Regions from separate parts of the Homo sapiens genome. Here region 1 is linked to region 2. A link is a contact called in ENCODE Hi-C or POLR2A ChIA-PET data. All regions are on one chromosome and are shown on one strand. The core of a region is the stretch at or near the end of the contact, and the rest is flanking DNA. Distances in the headings are between cores, read along the strand shown. Region 1 overlaps CCDC141 (coiled-coil domain containing 141). Region 2 overlaps SESTD1 (SEC14 and spectrin domain containing 1).

Region 1 (5,381 bases), core at 2,275-4,774, 240 kb after region 2:
ACTACTGTGCTTTGGTGTTCTTTTATCTTGATGTCATAAACACGGTCACTCTACCCTAAGGTCTTTACCACTATCATATGATAAATAAGTTCCTCCTTATTGATAAAATTAAAGCCCACGTACTAAGGAAATTTATTGGTTAGCAACATTTGGAGAGATGAAATTGTTGGTAAAGTAAGTAAAACGATTTTTTTTATTCTTATATCTTTTGGACCACTAGGCTTTTAAACAAACATTATTGTTGAATCATGGTGACTAGTTTGCTTGCTAAGAAGGCAGAGGCCAGCTGGTATATTCAGTTGAGTGTTCTGTTCTTTATTGGGTTGTCGTGGCTCATATTTTCAAGCCAGAAATAGAAAAAATTTCAGTTCATCTAAAAATCATTAAGATCAGAGAAACTGATTCAGGCCCAAATTATGGCAGACATCTTGATGAAAGTGCTAATTTATTAATTTATAATGGCCAATACCAAGAATGCTATCTGGGATACAGCCTTCCTATTATCAAGGTATCTGAAAAGCAAGACATCAGAAAACCATTCATGGTGCATGAATATAAACGAAAAATGAATGCTTTAGTGGCCTGTTTAGACTGGATTATGACAAACATTTTCCATGTCCTACACAGAAGTAAAATGAGTACTGTGTTTACTAATTAGACCTCAGGCAAATTATTCAATCTTCTTGAGTGGCCAAAATATTCGTCTGCCAAATACATGATCACTTTTCACAGATCCTACTAGCTAGACATCTACAAATCCTACTTTAGCTCTCCTTTCTCTAGACCTCACTCAGACCACCATATCCTTCTGATTAAAGTTGTCATTGGCATGCTGCAGTTTCAAAATTTATATTAAATTATATAATACATTACATTCTGGTTAATCATTTCTTTAAAATATGTGAAAGATAATTTTATTTATGATAAAAGTATAATTTGGGGTGAATTCTGCTGTAGTTGTCTAATATCTTTCATAATTTATTATGTATCATTATTAATAATGAGGGAATATAACGTTTTATTACTAGATTCTTAAGTTCATGGGGGAAATCTCATTTAGGACCTACAGATATATATTTTTTTGGAGTTGCCACTTTATAATGTGTAAAATAACATAAAAATATAAGTGTGCAACATCAATATCATTTAAAATAATTTTAAAATAAAATGGCCTATCTTTAAAATATCCTGTTAAGTATTTATGATACTGTCAATTGCTGTCATTGAGATGATAGAAATTTGAAGATTTATTGAGAAAGCCTGGCTATTAAAGTAAAAAACATAAGAATTGTTTCGCCAAATGAATGTTCCTGTGCATTTTTTAAATGTTTCTACAGAAATAAAGCACGCATAGTCTTACTCTTTGCTCTTATTATCATTTTACCTCTAATTGAATTTCCCCTTGTTTCAAACCATTGTTTAAAAGATTTCAAACCAGTCAAGCAGAACATCTGAAAGTTGGGAAGTGAAATCTTTGATTTTAGATACTGTGCTTCCGGTGTATGATGTAGTTCTGAATACAGAGATACAGACTCATTTCAGTTCTCACAAAATGGAGGAACTCGAGAAACAGCAAAGGACATTTAAAATAATTGCAATGTATACAATGGAATAGTTTAAAGAAAAAACAAAACAGTCCAGAACAATCCGTCCCCTCCTATGCCTTGATACTGATATTTTGACGTATTCCAATGAGCATGTTAAAATAAAAGATGGAGTATACTTAAAATGCGTATAGGTATACGCATTTTTTAAATCTTCACTTCAAAAATTATGGATCCCCTGCTCATTAAATAATCTTTCAAACCCCAGGAAATAACCAGACCCTAGGTAGGAATTCAAACACCCCTTGGGTCTTGAAGAACTCGGGACCGGATGTCTAAGCACAGCATGTGGTTCCGAGAGCTGAACTGTGCCTCTGCGCAGGGATTTCGGACTTGCTTGGATGTCAGAACCATCTTCGGCTTTGGTTGTGATAAAGAATTTGCCTCGTAAAATAGTTATATACAACAAAAAGCTGTATCTCTTGGGAAAGAAAAGCTATTATATGAATTATTAATTTAACAGGCAAAAGAGAACGAGATATTAGATGTGAAAAATGAAGTGTACCTCATGAAGAACACCATGGAAAACCAGAAAGCAGAACGGGAAGAACTTAGCCTCCTTCGGCTGGCATGGCAGCTTAAAGCCACGGAAAGCAAGCCTGGAAAACAGCAGTGGGCGGCATTCAAAGAGCAACTTAAAAAGGTGAGGCAAGGAACAATGGGATGTGAAAAGGAATGAAATTCCGACACAGGCTAACATGAGCGAACCTTGAAAACACTAGCTAAGTGAAATAAGCCAAACACAAAAGGATAAATATCGTGTGATTCCACTTATAAATGAGGTCCCTGTAGTCAAACTCATGGAGGCAGAAAGCAGAATGTAGGTTACCAGGGACTGGGAGAGAGAGGGAGGGAATGGGGAGCTGTTAAATGGGTACAGAGTTTCTGTTTGGGATGATAAACAAGTTCTGGAGGTGGTTGGTGGTGATGTTGATTGCACATTGATGTGAATGTATTAAATATCATGCCTCTGAACTGTACACCCCAAAATGGTAAACATGGTAACTTTTGTTATGTGTATTTTACCACAATAAAACCAAAAAAGGCAGCAGAAACCAAGGGCCTTACTTCTTGGTGGTTTAGAACCCTGAGCTCATGCCACATCCTGAGTGTTTTCATGGGGTTTGAAAAATTTGATCACACTCTGCGTCATACCTAGAATGATCAAATTTGCTGGAGATGTCAAAGAAAATGCATGTGTAACTGTCCAATATTTATTTCAGACTTCTCACAACTTAAAACTTCTTCAGGAAGCACTTATGCCTGTGTCTGCACTTGACCTCGGAGGGAGCCTCCAGTTCATTTTAGATCTACGACAAAAATGGAATGACATGAAGCCTCAGTTCCAGGTGAAGAAATATATTGCTGGATTTGGGTGAATGGAAAAAATACTTAAAACTGTTTGGTTGCAGTTTACCTGATTAATTGTAACAGGCTGGTGAATTTCTATTTTTTTAAACAAAAGTATTGCTTGTCTAAAAATCCACTGTAGAGACATTTTTCTTACTTTTTTCCTGCATTCTTTTGAATTTGATGATATACCAGCATTAGGGCTATACAATGTCCTAAATAGATTTTTATATTAGATTTTTAAAATTCACATGGCTAATTAAACTAGTAATATATTTATCCTATATTTTCACTCTAATTCTTTTCCTTGGGAGTGCAGAGGTGTTTTAAATTGAGACATCTCAGAACAAGGATGGGCAACCTCGGACCCAGAGGCTCTGCTGCCCTGGGTCCCTGAGGTGACCACTGTTATGTCACTGTCCTCACCCACCAGCACCCCAGGCACGTACCATCACCCCAGGAATTTTGCTGTGCCCTCCACTCCACCTTTCAGGATATGAGCAATAAAACCATGAGTCATGTTCCTGACCCTGACTGCTTAACACAGTCCCTATTTCCCCACCTCCTGCCTCTCCAAAATGTGACACAACCGCCAAAAATTGCCACCTGCTAGTCACATTATACTTCTGCCTGGATTCTTATGCTTTGCTGCAAAATTTAGATACCTGTGTTTCTAGCTGTCACTGCTTCATAAATGTGGGCTTCAAAGAATCCCAGAATCAGAATATTGAAGATTCCTTTAGGGAATATCTAATTGTAGGTTCCTTTAAGACAAAAACCGATGTAAGTATAACCACCGCACCTGCTACACAGAAACACACCCACCATTGTAATCCACAGCAAACTCTTATAAAACTCTCAGCAAATGTGACTGGCCTATATTAGGCTCTTTAATACACCCTGCGTTATCTGCTTATATGCATTTTGTTTGTGTGCACGTTTGCATGTACGTGTAAGTTCCTCTAAATCAGGACCATTGTCACACCTCTTTAGCCCTGTCACTGTGATGCACATATATTTAATGCCCAAATGCTTGAACTTGAAGACCCTTTTTAGGTCACTCTTCTGAAAATTATCTCCTTAGTCTAAATCATTTCCATTACTTTTACCTTTCATACAAAAGATCTACACTTGAAATTATAGTAGCATTCTCTATCTTTCTCTCACTGTCTTTTTTTTTTTTTTTTTTTTTTTGAGACAGAGTCTTACTCTGTTGCCCAGGCTGGAGTGCAGTAGCACAATTTTATCTTGCTGCAGCCTCCGCCTCCCAGGTTCAAGTGATTCTCGTGTCTCAGCCTCTGGGGTAGCTGGGATTACAGGTGTGTGCCACCACGCCCAGCTAATTTTTGTATTTTTGGTAGAGACAGGGTTCTGCCATGTTGGCCAGGCTGGTCTTGAACTCCTGCCTTCAGGTGGTCCACCCTCCTTGGCCTCCCAAAGTGCTGGGATTACAGGCGTGAGCCACCATGCCCAGCCTATAGTAGCATTCTCTTTAAAGTATGCCCCTTTTGCAAATTCTATTCCAGAATCTGGATTATCTGAGCAATGCTGGGTGAAAGGCAAGGCAGTTTATCCCTCCCTACATGTGATGGCTATTTGTGGATCATGGGATGACCGCTTTTGAAGCAGTCTATCTACTATGCTGTTCAGCTGGTGGTTCATTCTGATCATTCTTTTATCACAGAGCACAAGTTATTCCCCTGATATATTTTTACACCCATCTTCTCATGGTGTTTTTACCATACCACCTGATTCTAGTCTGTATTAAATATCAGAGATAATCATGGGGCTGCATAAAATATCTAAAATACATTTACTTAACAGATGAATAGAATATTTGGTATGCCATAGAAATGTATGACTTTGTTTTTCCACCTAGCTTTGAAACCTTTGTTGCATTGCTCATGCTATTTTTTTTTGTAAATTTCTCAGGTGAGTATAGAAAAACATATCTCTATCATCCAGCACAATGCCCAAATATTTTGGAGGGTGGGGGCATTCATAATAAGTATTTGTTAACAAATGAAAGAGTGATTCATTGTTTAGACCTTTATATTGTCAGTTGTAAAGTAAAAAAGTTCTTTAATAGCAAGATTTTTTTATTGCTTTCAATGTTTTAGCAATTGAATGATGAGGTTCAGTACATTATGAAAGAATCAGAGGAGTTAACTGGCAGAGGAGCCCCTGTAAAAGAAAAGTCTCAACAACTGAAGGACCTTATTCACTTCCATCAAAAACAGAAAGAGAGAATCCAGGATTACGAGGATATCCTGTACAAGGTGGTCCAGTTCCATCAAGTCAAGGAAGAGGTAAGGCTTAGAAGGGATGTCTGAAAAATCCTGAGTTTTAAACTATGCAATTAAAAATGAATTATTATATAATAAATAAAGGCCAAATTGTGTCTTCTAGTATCAGAAGTTTACACAA
Region 2 (5,287 bases), core at 1,085-3,584:
ATAATGGAATACTATTTCTAATTTTTCTCTTTTTCAACTTGAAAAATATTCTCAAAATTATTAACTACCCTGAAGATACTTTGTCTTTAGGGGAGGAGGGCTGAGGAAGAAGGCATACATAATTACTTCAGTGTAATCCTTTATATCAGAGTAATCTTTCAGGAACTAAAATAGCAATTGTTAATAAAATTTAGTTTCTCATTATAGTCTAAAAGCAAAATAAATTCTGAAGTAGTCCAATAACAGAACTGTATGACCCCTTTAGAAATAAAATTTATCATGAAATGCTAGTTCTTTTAAGTTTGTATTAAGTTTAAATGGTAAAATGCATATAATTTAAATTTTATGTATTTTTATTTCAGAACATTTTTTAAAATATTAAAAATTATTTTTTAGTCTTGTAGTCATTACAAAATTATAAACGAGTTGTATACTGGTTCCTTTTTGAGGTCTACAAACATGCTCGTGTATCTTCCAATGCAAAAAAAAAACCCCTCCCTTTTAACCTGCTAGTTTTTCCAGCCTTCTTCACTGACTGACAGACTTCTTGGAGAAATCCACATCCAGTGCCCCTACATCCTCATCACTCACTACTCAGCACCTTGCAGTCTGGTTTTACACAGCACTCTACTGAAACTGTTCTTTTGAAAGTCAGCAATGGCCTCCCAGTTACCAAACTGAATGGTTTTTTTCTCCGTCTGAATCCCTTACCCTTTTCTCTGCAACATTTACACCATTGAGCAACCTTTCCTAGACAGTGTCTCCTTCCTTGAAGATGCTATCCTCTGAAATAACTGTGAGTACAGTCGCATAACCCTAATTTAAGATGTGCCTGCTGAACATGTGCTCTCTCAGATCCTGTCCTCAGAATGCTTTTGGCTCTTTTCTCGGTATCTCATCCTTAGAGTTTTTATTTTATACCAATGTTCTGGATTACATACCTGGTCCAGAAATCTAGACTTGTACTTCTTTTTAATTGCCTAGTTGACATTTCAACCTTGATTAAAGATTGACAATATTTATCACCTTTTCCTCCTGGAACAATTTAGGTTAATGGTGCAGCCTTTTTTCCTAGTCAAACATGCCAGGAAGTTCAGGGCAAAGTTCAACTGCTCCCTCTTGTCTTATGTGGTCACTGCTTCTGAGAACATCCAGGAAGTTCTTTCTATACTTGAATCATCTTCTCAGTCCTTTGGGGCTTTACTGCTATGAGTATGAACTTTTGTGATTATTTATTTCAGTCTTCATGATGGTGCTATCACATTCTACAGTTGTTTATGTCTGTACCCAGTAAGCTCTTTTGAGGGAAGGAATCTTGTCTTCTCCTATTCCCAGTCTTGCTCATGCATAACAGATGCCCATTCCTCCTAAATATGAATGCTGTATTATAGGCATTAGTAATAATCCCTGTTACATTGCAGTCTGAAGTATGTTTTAAACATACTTTTTTAAAGTTAGAACTGACTTACAAGTGAATCTATTCTTAGATTCTTAGATACTAACTACTTTAGATATTTAGTTATACTCAATAACTAAATATCAATACTCAATATCTGTTTCTTCTGAATTTCAGAGTAGTTAGAATGTTTTTCTTAAGACTTTGCTAGAAAGGAACTGGTTTGTTAGTAATTCTGCCATCAACTCATGGAGTTATAATTGCCAAATGAGTTAATTTTTATATACCTTAAGCTATCTTGCCTACAAAAAGTAAAATAAGGCAGGATTCATAAATGTTACTTGTAAATTGAGTGTTTCACATGAGGCCAAGTATGATTTTAACATAATGAATATCATTGCTCCTCATCTGTAAATTTGCTGCTGCTTTCATATGTGTATCTGTACATAGAGTTATGAATGAAAATCCAGTAATGCCCTAAAGCAACTTTCTTCCATAGGGTCAAAGCTCACTTAAGGTAAACGTGTGAAAAAAGTGACTGCAGTGTGTTTGAAACCACAAGCTGTTTCTATGTCATAAATTAACATCAGCTTGCAAGTCTCTGAAAGAACCACTCATTTGTAATTGGTATATATGTCACAACCTCCCACATTCCTTTAGCCCATCTCAGGGAATTATTGAAACGCTGGCAGGGTTAGTTTCATTTTGTTTTGGTTTTTTTGGGTTTTTTTGTTTGTTTGAGGATTTTTTTTTTCTTTTATCATTTGTTTGCTCCTGTGTAAGCTTAATATATAATGGCAGTTTGGCATCTGTTCTTCGCACATGTCTAACCCAGCAGAGTTATGCAAAAATGATGACTTCATTTTAGGTCAAATTGGCTTTGTTCCCAGTCCTCATTGTTGGTCACTTTGTTCAGTTCTGGTGACTCATTGGTGATGTTGATGAAACTGCTCAGCCTGCCAGCTGGGATATTGATGGCAGGTCTAGGCTTCATTGTTAGGTAGAAGATTGAATACTTCTCACTTTATACAAATTTACATTGGCTATTGCTCCCATGTGTTAGCTAGTCTTAACATGTTTGTTATTTCGTTATCTTATTAGCTGACATACGGAGTGGTATTATTAGTGTCGTACTCCTTAGCGTGAGCATGACAATTAAGTTACCTTACTAACAGTGATGAGTAAACCATACTCTGATCTAAACCCATTGTTACCAATGATGTGATTATGAAGTTAGCTGAATCTATGGTCTACATTTGAAGAAATAGTTCAGAATTCTCTACTACATTGTAAGTTACTTGCTAATAGAGATTGGGCATTATTATGTACTACTCCCCTTCTCACATCCTACCCAAAGTACACAAGGCCGTAGTAAAATACTGTTGCTACTAAAAACTAAACATACTGTGGTTGCTAATGTCCTTTACATCTTCAGCCTATAGGGAATGGTACAGGCAGAAACAAGCACCATTAAGTATATTATCATCAGTAGTGAGATCTGTATGATTAGGATATCTTTGCTTAAGCCCCCAAAGGAAAAATTCTCTAGCATTAAAAACATGGCTGGAACATAGCTAAGCAGTTAACCTAATTAGTAGACTTATTGTTAACGTTCAGTCCTAAAAATGAAAAGCTTCAGTTGGGAGTAGAAAATATACTATGCTGGTATATAGAGCAACAAATACCCTGATGAGATAAAATGAAGTAGAAACTTACCATTTGACATTATTTGACTTTCATACATGCTACTGAAAAGTCTAGGTTTAGCTAAGAAGCATAAATAATGGCAGTACTTGTAGAGGAAAGAACATACCAGCTAAAACAAGAACTGTAATGAATATAATGGAAAGTGTTTGGAGCTTGAATACTTGGCTTCAAAAATCTGGCTTTGCCATTTACTGTTAAAAAAATATCTGAGAATTTATCTCAGGCTGTAAAACAGAGAAGTCATACCAATTTCAAGAATAAAATATGATATAAAGAATTGTTGAAGCCAAAATATCCAGAAATAAACAGAATGGAAGGTATCATTGCTATAATTATCTTTTCAGAATAAAAAATAGAGTATTCTTTATCCTTTCTGTTGTCTCACATGACAAGCATGGGATGGTGAGGAAATGGCATATTGCCTATGTTCGCCGCCCCACCCCCTTAGTTCCACCACCCCTTCACCGTCACCCCCAGTTCACTAGTGTATCAGAATGCATCTTCAGAATTACACACTGAAGATACAAAAGGTCCAGTTGGTAAGCTCATCAGTAAATAACAAGGCTTTGAAATCTGACAAATTAGCTATTTTTGTAGGAAGATAATAGAACAGCAAGATGGAAGACAAGTGATGAGTATCATCTGTTTTGAGGTTGACAAGGTGTGACATAACCCTGTTAATAGACACAAGTAAAAGAAAATCATACTAGGATTGGATATTAGTGAGCGAGCACCGACCAGTAGAAACAACAACAGCATAAATCTGTTATTTAAGTATCCCAATAATGAGGTTAAAAAAAAAAAAAAAACAGAACAAAGCATGAAAAGACCACAATTAGTGCTGGCTATGCTTAGAGAGGAGCAGTCTCTTGGTAAACTCAGGCAGTGATGATGAACAGAAAATGGCCGACTGATACTGTAATAGAGGCATAGAACTAAGGACACTCCGTGAGCTGGCATAAATACAGGGGAGTCTTTAAGACTGAAAAAAGTTCATGGGTATGACACTTAATATGACTCAACATTACTGCAGAATTTTAAAGCAAACATGAAAGCTTGAGAATAAACACTAGTCCCTCTACTTCAAGAAAAAGCAGAACCTGTACTAGAACATGAAGAACTTAGAGATCAAAAGACAGCCAGAACTATGATGAAATATTTTGAAAGCAGTGGGCACATTTTTAAAGATTTTTTTTGGAGAACTTTATGAGGCTGTATGTATAATTCCTATATGTAATTTTATAGGAATTCTTAACTGAAAGTAGTTATCAACTGCTACTTATCAGGAGCAGTGTTATTAGGGATTTTAAGTTAGGCATGTAGAAAACTTTCTGACAAAAGGGCTATTGAACTCCAGCCAGTTCCCAGTGAATCTCCAGGAGGCACCTTAGAAGTCTTCACAAGCTGAATACCATGTCTTTAGGGTGTCCAAATGCTTCTGTCTTGGGGGAGAGATGAGAGATGACTGGGTGCCTTTCCACTCAGAACACAGTAGACCACTCACTATTTATGACCAAGCCTCACTTCTTTTCTATTACAGTTACAGATTCTTTTTTAGTCTGGAAGTTAGGGTAAATAAAATTTGTATGTTTGATTTTTCTCTTAGGAATGTTTTCTCATCTTAACTCTTATGTTATCTTTATGGCCAACAGATTTGCTCAGAATATATCATCAAAATATATGTATTGTATTTTGTAAAGGTGAAAGGATCGAAATACCACTTTGACAGTTATAAACCAGAGTAGATTTGAGAACTGATTGCTCACATCACACTTACGAATAGTCTCAGAAGCCTTTAAGAGAAACTTACTTCTCAATGGACACTTAGAAGAATTTGATGATCTTACTGTCATAAAATCAGTAATGAAATTCTCAGCAAAACTATTTGGTAAACATTGCACCCTGTATTTTTACCCAACATCTTGTTATGAAAATTATCAAATACATTAAAAAGTTAAAATAATTTTATAGTGTACTCACTACCTAGATGCTAATTAGCATTACCTATGCTTGCTTTGTCACATATCCATTCATCATTTCATATTATTATTTGATGCATTTTAAATTGCATATCATTAACTAGAGTTCATTGTTGGCTTTTTTACATAAAATTAGCATGCAATGAAGTGCATAGAAATATGTGTTCACTGAGGTTTGGCAAATGCATATAGTGCTATGGAAATA

The links. A loop is a pair of places that touch in the nucleus more often than their neighbours do. ChIA-PET counts read pairs that join two places held with the same protein, here RNA polymerase II (POLR2A). Pooled maps may share reads with other maps.
Region 1: a pooled map shows a loop between it and region 2 (5-fold over the local background). The contact joins two enhancer-like sites. A Hi-C loop is called at or near these places in 4 of 50 pooled maps. POLR2A ChIA-PET finds 5 or more read pairs at or near these places in 2 of 52 experiments (GM12878 and activated naive CD4-positive, alpha-beta T cell).

The regions. Positions count from the first base shown.
Region 1 is chr2:178,868,999-178,874,379 of GRCh38, reverse strand. CCDC141 (coiled-coil domain containing 141) reads left to right here. Exons shown (of 24, transcript NM_173648.4): 13 at 2,068-2,247; 14 at 2,828-2,953; 15 at 5,075-5,263. Among named protein-coding and RNA genes, the nearest start is that of TTN, 64 kb to the right of the region's middle. RefSeq lists enhancers at 1-112, 2,299-3,498. Within about 2 kb of position 3,524, at least 2 of the 41 ENCODE cell types and tissues checked have a DNase peak (open chromatin) inside an H3K27ac peak, as active enhancers do.
Region 2 is chr2:179,103,803-179,109,089 of GRCh38, reverse strand. It overlaps SESTD1 (SEC14 and spectrin domain containing 1), which reads left to right. Exons shown (of 18, transcript NM_178123.5): 18 at 1-5,287. Among named protein-coding and RNA genes, the nearest start is that of CCDC141, 56 kb to the right of the region's middle. RefSeq lists silencers at 1,082-1,282, 2,362-2,562. Within about 2 kb of position 2,334, at least 6 of the 41 ENCODE cell types and tissues checked have a DNase peak (open chromatin) inside an H3K27ac peak, as active enhancers do.